Linked DNA regions of Homo sapiens: region 1 is linked to region 2. Evidence: chromatin contacts called from ENCODE Hi-C or POLR2A ChIA-PET data. All regions are on one chromosome and are shown on one strand. The core of a region is the stretch at or near the end of the contact, and the rest is flanking DNA. Distances in the headings are between cores, read along the strand shown.

Region 1 (5,992 bases), core at 969-3,468, 100 kb before region 2:
CATTTTTATCTATTTACTAAATCTAGCTGGTTAGCTTTAAAACATTCATGTCAAATTCTTTAAGTTTACAGGAAAATAGTCAAAGATTATTTTACCATGTTATAATTTGAGTCTTTGAGTATCACTCATTAGTATCAGCTGATTTGAAATGCTGCGGCTGCCTCTTGGTTTTCTCAAAAAATCTGTTTTTGGTGTTCCTTAAAAGACAATGTTGTCAGATCTCATAATTCAGCACATGTTTATTGAGAACCTCCTTTGTTAAGAGTGTTAAGTGCTAGATGCTTTCTGTTTGCTTGGTTCTTTTTAAAATAACTGAATTAGGTAGATGCTACTAATTTAAATAGACGTTGCTTGAAAGAAAAACAAATGAAGAGAGCAAGAGATTATCTGAAATATAATTGAATTTGTAAATACTTACTGGTGCTGCCCAGGTCACACTGAAAAGGAGTAGTCCCACACAGAAAACTCGCATCTTTGAGAATCTCTGTAAAAAGACAACAATATCTTACCACAAAGCATTGCCAGTTATAAACTGCAGCCATAAGAAGAGATAAAACACATAGGAATATATAAACACCCTTCCCCTTGGCAGTTCATATCCTTTTGTGTATGTGTGTGTATAGACTATGTATAACTTGCTTATACCCGAGTGTGGACATTTTAAGAACTTTCATATGTCTAGTTATTCCAATGTGAAAATGAAAATTATTCAATATCATTAAAACAGTAAAGTCAGTTGATAGAAATATATTTTATAGACACATTTATTTGCTCTATCATCAGCTCTTCTTCCTCTTGTCTTTAGAAAGAGATTGTTTAATTATTTGTGTAATTCAAAATGACATTAAGTTGATGTAGCAGCTCATAACACACTCTAAGTTTGTCAGGGTAGCAGATTGCACTGTGAGGAAAGCTTATCTGCCTCCGGGCTGGTGCCCTAATCTGTGTCTCATGTTCATTAGCAATGTGTCTGAATTAGTAGCCATCCATGGGCTGGAGAGTGAACTAATTTTTGCAACACTGACATTAATGGCTAACATTTATTGAATACTAAAATGAGCCAAGCACTGGGTCTAAGAATTTTGCATGCATTCAATTATTTGAGCCTCACAACAACCCTACAAGTTAGGCGGCGTTACTATGCCTGTTGTATAGATTAGGAAATAGACACAAAAAGATCAAATAACTTGCTTTAGAATTCACAAATATTAAGGGGCAGAACTGGGATTAGTATCCAGGCAATGTGGCTCTAGACCCAGTTTTCTTCATCAAGACTCTCTGCCACCTTAAATAACTTTCTATTCTTTTATCTTATTACAGAAAAATCCATGTACAGTTGACTTAAAGGCAAATCATATTTTATATTGGGCTCAACAAAATGATGTTCAAAATACTAACATTTAGTTACAAATAAAGGTATTTGTTTATATTTTGGTAAATATACCAACAGGAACTAGTGAGCTCACTTAAGTAGCCATTAGATTGGAAAAAAGTCAACATGTCTTTGGACTATTGATCTTATTATTATATTGTGAAAACAATAAATTTATGCCACTCTGAGATTTCTTGAAGAAAAACTTGTTTTTATGGGAAAAAATAATCTAAATATTCTTGCAATCTTTAAACACCTCAAGGAAAAGCTGGTATTTGGAGAAATGATTGTAACTATTAAATATATTCTAAAATCCTAGGCTATGTTTTTCTAAATTAATGCAATTAGAAGGATCTAAATTCTAACTATAGTTTACCCTTCCAAGCATTTTATAGATCAGGACAACGTAAGTAACTTATGAAATGAGTTAATGCTCATCAGTAGAAATATCAACACAGATGAGGTTTCAAAGTATGAATAAGATCAGATTTTCCTGATTGCAGTTTGTTAAGTGAAGGGATAGAAGAAAACTGAAGTCTGAGTTACTGTGGATCTTGATAATGCTAATAACAAAAAAAAAGAGAAAGTTGCTATCAAATCATCAATTTTAGTTGATGATTTCTAGAGCATGGTAACGCATTTCCTATTTTATAAAACAAAGCACCAAATATTACACAGTTTTGCTCAGTAGAGAAGATTTTCAAAAGTAATAAAACCATACTTGGGTGGCAAGCATCTTAAAAACGTAAACAACTATGATATAAAGCTATTTGCTGTCAAGAACATGAAAGCCAAATTACCTGGTATCTTTCACCTTCAGAATACCTGGCTTCTTGTTGCAGGATTAGAAGTCTCTGGGCATTTTGCTGAAATTTAAAGTTTGTTAGAGTTCCCAATGGCCAATCAGCACTGGCTCACTCAGCGCTAGCAAACAATTTGTTACAAGCGCCCACAGATAACCATAGGGGGTGAAGTAATTTTAATCTAAAAATGTGTTTGTGGTAGAAAGCTACTATCAAATGTTCCAGAAAGTGGGATAAACAGAAAATATAAATACCTCAGTTTGGACATCATGTTGTCAGATAATCAAAATTGATTTCAGAACTGCTAATTAGGACTGACTGAATACCTAACAAGTTTAGAAATGGAAAACATTTTTGCTATCCTTTTATGTAGAAAGTTTATGATGTCAATTTTATCTAAGTGAAATTCAGCAACATTTAACAAAAATGTTTTAGGTGCCTACTGTGTGACAGGCATTGGCGAAACTGCAGTGAACAAAACAAGACAGAAAAAAATCCCTGTCTTCCTGGAGCTTAGAATCCAATAAGGGAGACAGATAATAAACAAGATAAATGAGTTAAATAGATTAGATAGTGACATATACTAAGTCTAAGGAGAAAAAGTATTGTTGGGGAGTAACAAGCATTGGGGGTGGGGACACTGGGTTGAAATTTTAGATAGGAAGTCCTGGGAAGGCCTCAATGAGAAGGCAACTTTTGAGTAAAGACCTTGTTATGGTTTCAATGTACGTGTCCCTCCAAAATTCCCATGTTAGAACTTAAACCCAAGGTGACAGTATTGAGAGATGGGCTCTTTAGAAGGTGATTAAGTCATGAAGGCAGACCCCAGTATGAATGGGATTAATGACCTTATAAAAGGGCAAGAAGAAACTAGCTAGTCCCTTTTTGCCCTTCTGCTTGTCTGCAGTGTGAAGACACAGCATTTGTCCCCTCTGGAGATGCAGTAGCAAGGTGCCAAATTGGAAGAAGAGATAGACAGCCCTCGTCAGGCAATGAACATGCTGGCCTCTTCATTGCGGAATTCCCAGCCTCCAGAACTGTGTGAAATAAATTTCTGTTTTTTATAAATTACCCAGTCTGTGGTATTCTGTAGTAGCAGCATGAACAGACTCAGATAAGCCTGCAGCCATATGACTGTCTATGGGAAGACCATTCCAGGAAGAAGAAATAAGAAAAATAGTGCCCCAGAAATAAAAGCCTTGTGACTTGTTCCAGGAACAGAGAAGAGGCCACTTTGGTTGGAGGCCTGAGCAAGGGGAATAGCAACAAATGAGGTCAGAAGGGTATTAGATGGCAGATGGTATAGGACCTGTAGGTCATTGCAATGCTTTTGACATTGCTATGAGTGAGAAGAAAAGTCCTTGGAGGTTTTAAGCACAGGCATGATTGAGGAGTGACTGAAGTAGGAAAAAGGCAGAGAGAATGGCTAGGAAGCTCTTGTAATAATCCCAGCCAGAGATGATGGAGGCTTGAACCTGAGTGCGGCAGAAGGGATGATGAGACGTGGTCATATTCTGAAGAAGTTTGGGGAAAAATGGTAATAGGATTTGCTGAGGTACCAGATGTGGCCTGTGAGAAAACAATCAAGAATCAGGATGACACCAAGGTTTTGACCTGAGCAACTGGAAGAGTAAAGTTGATTTTTTCTTCATATTGGAAAAAATGCAGAAGAAAATGGTTTTGAGGAAAATATTGTGAGTTTGGATTTAGACAAATTTTATAAGATGGACAATTTAAGACACTCAATTTCTTAATGAAACAAGTAACAAACCTATACTAGAATAAGCCTTTCCAGTGCGATTGCCTGCTCTCTTGTTTTGCCCAAACTGGCTACCAAAATAATTGTAATAGTTTGAGAGGTTCCACTTAATATAAAAATATTATAATACCTGTAAAGGTCATTGACATTATGACTATATATTAAAGCATCAATAAGAAATTATGTAAGAGTTATTTAACCTATACTTTGTGATAAGAACTACCTACAGTGAAACACACCTTTAACAGTTGTATATTATATATACAAATGATATATAATAAGATTTAAGTGTAAACTGTCAATTTATCTCAACCCTCCAAATAGACAAAAACCAAAACATAAAACACAAACAAAACAGTATTTCATAAGTTCTACCTGAGAAAATGGTGCCTTTTCTAGGTCAAGCTAACTCTCTCTTTTTTTTTTTTTATCATATCTAAATTCTGCTGTTCCTCTTTTGAGTATCCAGAGCTGCTTTTCCTCCTCTCCCTCACCTCATGTCTTCTTGTTAAAAAAATTTTTATTTAGGTTTGGAGGTACATGTGAAGGTTCATTACATAGATAAACACATGTCCCTGGGGTTTGTTGTACATATTACTACATCACCCAGGTATTAAGCTCAGTACCCAATAGTTATCTTTTCTGTTCCTCTCCTTCTTCCCACCCTTCACCCTCAAGTAGACCCCAATGTCTGTTGTTTCCTTCTTTGTGTTCATAAGTTCTTATCATTTAGCTCCCACTTATAAGTGAGAACATGTGGTATTTGGTTTTCTGTTCCTGCGTTAGTTTGCTGAAGATAATGGCCTCCAGCTCCAGCCATGTTCCCACAAAGGACATGATCTCTTTCATTTTTATAGCTGCATAATATTCCATGGTGTATACATACCACATTTTCTTTATCCAGTCTGTCACTGATAGGCATTTAAGTTGATTCCATGTCTTTCCCATTGTGAACAGGGCTGCAATGAACAGCCGTGTGCATGTGTCTTTATGGAAGAATGTGTTATATTCCTCCGGGTATATACCCAGTAATGGGATTACTGGATCAAACAGTAGTTCTGCTTTTACAGAACTGCTTTTAAGAACATCTTCCAGGACTAGGTTTGAGCTATTGGGTGGGGCCACTGTTGACTTACAACCATTCAAGCATAGATTTTAGAATATTTGAATATTGTCATTGACAGTGGAAATATTGAACTCTAGAACTCTAGTAGCTTTGGAGGCAAACAGACTTGAGTTCAAATCCTGACTCTACCACCTGTTTACTGTGGCAAGTTGATTAAACAACTAATTTGAACTTTTCTGTGCCTCAGTTTCTCCAACTGAAAATAAGGAGCACAGTATCCATGACCAGAATTTCAGCAAAGTCCAAAAAAAAAAAAAAAAAGGATTTGGGTGATATAGAAAGGAGCTAACAAGGGAATGGAAGTCAAGGAAGGAAAGAAGGCAACAAAGAGTGTTCAGCCAACTCTGAGACTGAATGGAAATATAGAGCTTTCTAAATGGAAGACAAGTGAAATCCACAAAAAATGCTCATTTTCAACTTTGGATATGCTATTGAAGCAATAAATAATTCAGGAATTTCTATAATAATGTGTATATAATGCAGTGTTTTAAGCTGTTACACTGTTTCATAACATTAACTTTATATTTTGAATGATCCAGTTATAGAGCAAACACTTGATATGTGCCTTAGGAAATGTTCATTTTTTTATTGCTATAATTTTATAAATAATTTCAGATATTCCTCAAATGCATTTTTCTTAGTTTCAAATAAATTTCAGTGTGCATGAAAAAGATTTCCCTTTCATTTGAGTGATGGAAAATTAATTATGATCTAGAAAAACCTGTGTTCTAGGATAAGAAAATTTATAGAGTTTTAAGAGAAAAAAACTGGCTTAGCTACTAGTCCTACCAAGGGGTGAACTGGCAGTAGCTAAATATACTGCTCTCAAAGCTAAAATGAATTCAAAGCTACATAAAAAAATTCAACTTGAGTTTTAAATTTAGAACCTACAATTGACAAAAGCAAAAAAAAATGAGAGCCTATTCTGGCTA
Region 2 (5,630 bases), core at 580-3,079:
TAAACAAGAAAAGCTCCTACTGCCTCAGGGCTCCTACCCACTCATTCCTCCAGGAATACTGTTCTTCCCATCCTCAGTAGGCAATTCCTACTCATATCTGAGATCTCAACTCATTCTCCCTAACCTTGCATATCAGTTAAGTCCTCCATCAGTGGTCTCCAAGCACTAGGTATCTCTCCTTCATAGCTATGATCACACCTGCACTGTTTATTTATTTGTAATTATTTTGTTACTCTTTGCTTTCCCCATTAGACCGTCAACCCAATGAGCAGTGAGACAATTCTGGACTCTCATTTCATCCACAGTGACCCAGGCACCCAATTATTGAATGCTTTTAGAAGTCTTCTCAAATGAATCTCTATGAACAGCAGTAATAACGGTTAGTACTCTTTAAGAACTCTCTCAAGGCCAGCATTATTTGAAGCATTCATTCTATGTGTTAGCTCTCACAACATCATGTGAGGTAGGCAGTGCCATTGTTATCTCTGGTTTTTGGGTGGAAAACAGGCACAAGCTTCCCATAGCAGGCAAGGAGCTCTGAGATCATGCTCATCCCCAAAAAACCTCACTGTTTCAGAATATGTGCTCCACCCAAGAGGGGCAGCTGCCAATGCCCCATTTCATGAGAAGTTATGAATTTCATCTATATCAAATTATATTAATTATAAGACCATAGGAAACTTGCACACATTAAATTCTCATGGAATTTATATGCATTCTCCATCTATTTAATTAACACATATTGAGCACTTACCAAGTGCAGGTTATGTGCTAGAAATTAAAACACAGGAAGGAGAATGAGATGATCCCTCATTGAGATAGATGGTGAGGGAGAGATAGATGAAGACAGAAATAAATCACTCGGTACAGTTTGATGGAGCCAATACGATTTGACTCTGCGTCCCCATCCAAATCTCATCTCGAATTGTAATCCCCACAAGTCAAGTGAGGGACCTGGTGGGAGGTGATTAGATCATGGGAGTGGTTTTCCCCATGCTGTTCTCGTGTTAGTGAGAGAGTTCTCACGAGATCTGATGTTTTAAAAGTGGCAGTTTCCTCTGAACTCTCTCCCTCCTGCCACCATGTAAAAAGATGCTTCTCCTTCACCTTCCGCCATGATTGTAAGTTTCCTGAGGCCTCCCAAGCCATGCGGAACTGTGAGTCAATTTAACCTCTTTTGTTTATATATTACCCAGTCTCAGGTAGTATCTTTATAGCAGTGTGAAAACAGGTTAAAACAGGAGCCATTATGGAGATGTCTACAAAGTGCTGGGGAGAGGGAAGGACGGGGAACCAACAATCAGGTTTTCCTAGTAGGTGAGGGTGGTCAAGAAAATCATCTGTTACCTCTTGGTTTCCCTATGTGAAAAATGACTCATGGAATCCTGTGAAGGATTCCCAATACCCCTTATGCTCCTCCGTAATTTTCGTAGCCCCAGTATTTGTTTGCTAGGGCTGCTATAACAAAATGCCATCAAGAGAGCGGCTTAAGAAACAAAAATTCATTGTCTTGTGGTTCTAGAGGCGGGAAGTCTGAACTCCGAAGGGCAGGGTTGGTTCCTTCTGTGGGCTGTGAGAGGGACCATCCCGCGCCTCTCTCCTAGCTTCTGGTGGTTGCTGGCAAACTTTAGTGTTCCTTGACTTACAGATTCATCACCCAGTCTCTGCCTTTATGTTCACATGGCATTCTTCCTGTGTGAGACTCTGCTTCTCTCTGTCCAAATTTCCGTTTTTTATAAGGACACTAGTCATACTGGATTAGGGCCCACCCAAATGACTTCATCTTAACTTCACAGTAATATCTGCAACAACCTTATTTCCAAATGTCACATTCTGAGGAAGTGGGTGTTAGAATTTCAACATACGAATTTTGGAGTGGAGAACACAATTTAATGCATAACAGCTCTTTTCATCTCTCAGCAAACTAGGTAACATTTATTTTTAATGTTTATTATTAAATTTATTATATTTATCATTATAAAGGATAAATGTTTAAATTTATAATAAGTAAATTAATTTAATTGATAGTTAATTAATATTAATATTTATTTTAATAAGTAGTAATTTAATTATTTTTATTTATTTTTGCTTATTGTTACCGTTTTTGCTTATTTTTTGTTCTTTTGGTTTTTGACCCTGACTATAATATAAGCTCCTTGGGGGAAATAATGTATGATTATTTGTTCACTGATGTATCCTGCACACCTACAACAGCACTTGGCTAATCAGAGGCAATCAGTAGATTTTTTTTTTTGAGACAGAGTTTCACTCTGTCATCCAGACTAGGGTGCAACAGTGTGGTCATGGCTCACTGCAGCCTTAAACTCCTGTGCTCAACAGATCCTCCCTCCTCAGCCTCCCCAGTAGCTAGGAATACAGACATGTACAACCACACCCAACTAATTTTTATTTTTATAGAGATGGGATCTTGCTATGTTGCCTAAGCCAGTTTCAAACTCCGGGCTTCAAATGATCCTCCTACCCTGTCCTCCCAAAGTGCTGTAATTACCGGCATGAGCCATTGTGCCCAGCCAGTAAATATTTTTTAAATGAACGAATGAATCAACAAGAAAGAAACAGGTAGAATGGAAAGGGTTTGTTTGTCTGTCTCCTACCCTCATTGTACTTCTGGGTTGCAAAGAAATGCTGCAACTAGATATAAACTATGCAAACAGATGATAAACAAAAATAAATAAAATAGTTCAGGGTAGGGGGGAATGTCTGTGTTGGGAAAGATGAGAAGACAAAAAGAATGACAATTTATAGCCTTAATTTTCCCTCTTCTCATTCTTAGAGGTTCTCCCATAAGAATTTTTGAGAATTAAGAGAGCTACCCAACCTCTAATCTTGTGGCTTTGAATCCTGCTAGGTGGCCCATTTACTCCCGATCATCTCCTATGAGCAGCTGACCTCTTTGGATTTTACATTTAAAGTATCCAAGACCAGAATTTCACTTTCTGGGCTGAAACAAAAGCATCCTATGATGTATCTGGTATAGAGTTGCAGACAAAGACAACTAGATGGATTTTTTTTTTAAAATGCCACCCACAGAAAAGCATTTTTGAGGAAAATTCTTCAAAGAATCAAAACCATCATTCTCCACCCTCTTCGAGTTTGTCTCTGTGCAGTGGTCGCATTGTATCACATAAACGTTGCTTTGCTCGTGTGATAGATCATCTCTTCTGAAACTCATTCTTCAGCAATATAACATGAATGGGATTGAATGTCTTTGTACAGAATCCTATTTTATGGGTTTGTGTGGTTGGTGGGTGTCCATCAAAAACCATTTTTAAAATAAGCACATCTGCATTTTCCCCCCCTCTGCTAGGAAATGACCAGGACTGTACTCTTCTCTGGGGGCCAGTACTGGGACGAAGCCACACAAGGTTTCTCTCCCTGCCACATAGGTCTGCTTTTGTCGACTGCAGTCCTGATTCTTATATTGGCTCCCTTGTATTTTTTAGAGATAAATAGGCAATCTCTTTCTTAGATCGTTTTTATCTCTCTGACCCTCATTTCCTCCTCTTTTCAATCCATTCATAAACCCAAAACCTGCTTCAGCATACTTCTATTAAAGTATCTATAAAAGCAGGAGGGAGGCTGCCCCCATGTCAGCAACCTGCGGGAGTCTCGAGCTCTCAGGATGCATGGTCCTCAGCCAGGGCACAACCTAATGGGGTTTTGGGAGGTGCTGCCTGTCACCTCTCCTGGGGCCAACAGATGACAAAGTCTCCATCCATCATTGCAAGGTCTCAGGTCTGAAGTCCACTGCGGTCAGCCTTCCCTGGTGGTGAGCTGCTGTCAGAACCTCCCCACTACTCCTCTGGGTGGCCCCAGTCTTGTGCCTATTTCCCTCTCGTGGTCATCAAGTCTCGCCCAGGTAAGTGACCTGCCCACAAGGGACATTCTGCTTGAGAGCCTTTTAAAAAGTCAGGTTTATTATGGCATAACTTAAACAGTAAAGTACAGTTGGATGGGTTTTGACAAATGCATGTGGCCCTGAAACCAGTACCACAATTTAGATACAATATTTTTGTCACCTTAGAAAGTCCCATTGGGCCCCTTGGAACTCAATTCCCTTCTCCACCCTCAGCCATATACAGTAGGTAATGAATATTTGATTAGCAAATATTTAGTCACCTATTAGACAAAGTGAGTTCTAATGTCCAGTAACAAGAACTCAGTCCAAATGCCACAGGAACAAAGAAACCAGCCATTTAACCTACCAAACACAAAATACACCAGGAAAAAACAGGACAAAAAAAAAGCAAGAGGGAAACAAATGTTTTAATAAAATAATTGCATTTTGCAAAACCGTAAACTCCTAAGCCTTCTGAAAAAGTCTGGAAGTTCCCTTCAGAATATCTATAGAAGATCCTGTCTCTTCATTTCACTCTAATCGTAAACATTTTTTTCCCAAGCAGTGATATTTACAATAAAAATTTAAAAACATTTATTGATTTGTTTGATAATTACTAGTATAGTCAGTCTTTAATTTACAAATGGGTTGTGATTTGAAAGTTCACTAGTAAATCAAATGCTTCTTAATATTTTTTCATAACTATGTTGTCAAAAATGAGTACACAAGTATTGTATAAGAGTATTATAATATTTATTAGTTGCCTGAATTCTAGATTCCAGAACCTGGGAACCAAGTAGTGCAGAATCAAGGTACATATACGATAAATTTTTAGGAAGTAACAGGACTTGACATGGATCAGAATATAAAAGTGACCTCTATGGAAGAATAAAATAACTACTCCTATGATTTAGATTTGGATAACTAGGTGGATGGCAATGTTACCAATTGAGAGATAGAATGAGGAGTGGAACTGGGGTGAGAGGATAGCAAGTTACATTTGACGTTTGTCCCTACATGGGACATTTAGGTAGAGAAGTCTAGTTGGAGTTGGATATATAATCTGAAGTTTGGGGAAGATGTCATCTGCATAGAGGCAATTGTTGAAACCACAAGACTAGATGAGATTTCCTAAAAGAGTATATGGTATGAAAAATGCAGTTGACCAAAACGTGGAGGAAACCTAAATATATAATATATGGTTCCATAAAGAGTGAGAAAAAAATCAAAAAGACTTTTTGGAATATCATTGTATTATTCTCCAAAAAATTAAAGCATGCAAAGTAAATCTGAGTTAAGTATCACATAAACCTGAATCTCAAAAAGGTTATGGAACAAAAGTGTCAAGCTTTCATAAATTTCCGCTGGCCACTACAGTCTGCCAATCTACCAGTTGCATTATAATTACCTGAGAAGCTTTTTAAAGATAAAAATTCTAAGCCTGCTGCTGTGTATTTTGATTTAGGAGGTATTTCACAAGACTCAAAACTGACCATTTGTAAAAGATTCTAAATCTGACATTGTGCCAGCTTTGTAAACTTCTTCTTCATAAAACTTTCACTCCTCACTGCCTCAAGTTGCACACAACGTTTTTTTCTTATAGAAGAAAATAAGTCTGGATGTATTTATTGAACGTGGGAATGCATAGCTAATGACAGAAAGTACCTTCCATTTTCCTACTAGCACAAACCTTTGTGACTAAGAGAAACGTATAATTGCCAAGCTAAGAAACACCTGTAAATAAAAGAGATAGTTATTATAAAAATGAGCA

What was found. Hi-C counts contacts between places; a loop is a spot of excess contacts on that map. ChIA-PET counts read pairs that join two places held with the same protein, here RNA polymerase II (POLR2A). Pooled maps may share reads with other maps.
Region 1: a map of CD14-positive monocyte shows a loop between it and region 2 (2.3-fold over the local background). The contact joins the promoter of MEPE here to the promoter of DMP1-AS1 in region 2. A Hi-C loop is called at or near these places in 1 of 168 maps with a recorded cell type or tissue (CD14-positive monocyte) and 1 of 50 pooled maps. POLR2A ChIA-PET finds 5 or more read pairs at or near these places in 1 of 52 experiments (Panc1).

Annotation. Positions count from the first base shown.
Region 1 is chr4:87,829,195-87,835,186 of GRCh38, reverse strand. MEPE (matrix extracellular phosphoglycoprotein) reads right to left here and starts at 2,218. Exons shown (of 4, transcript NM_020203.6): 1 at 2,173-2,218; 2 at 419-484. The coding sequence starts at 472.
Region 2 is chr4:87,728,613-87,734,242 of GRCh38, reverse strand. It overlaps DMP1-AS1 (DMP1 and DSPP antisense RNA 1), which reads left to right and starts at 1,829. Exons shown (of 4, transcript NR_198971.1): 1 at 1,829-1,928; 2 at 3,750-3,880.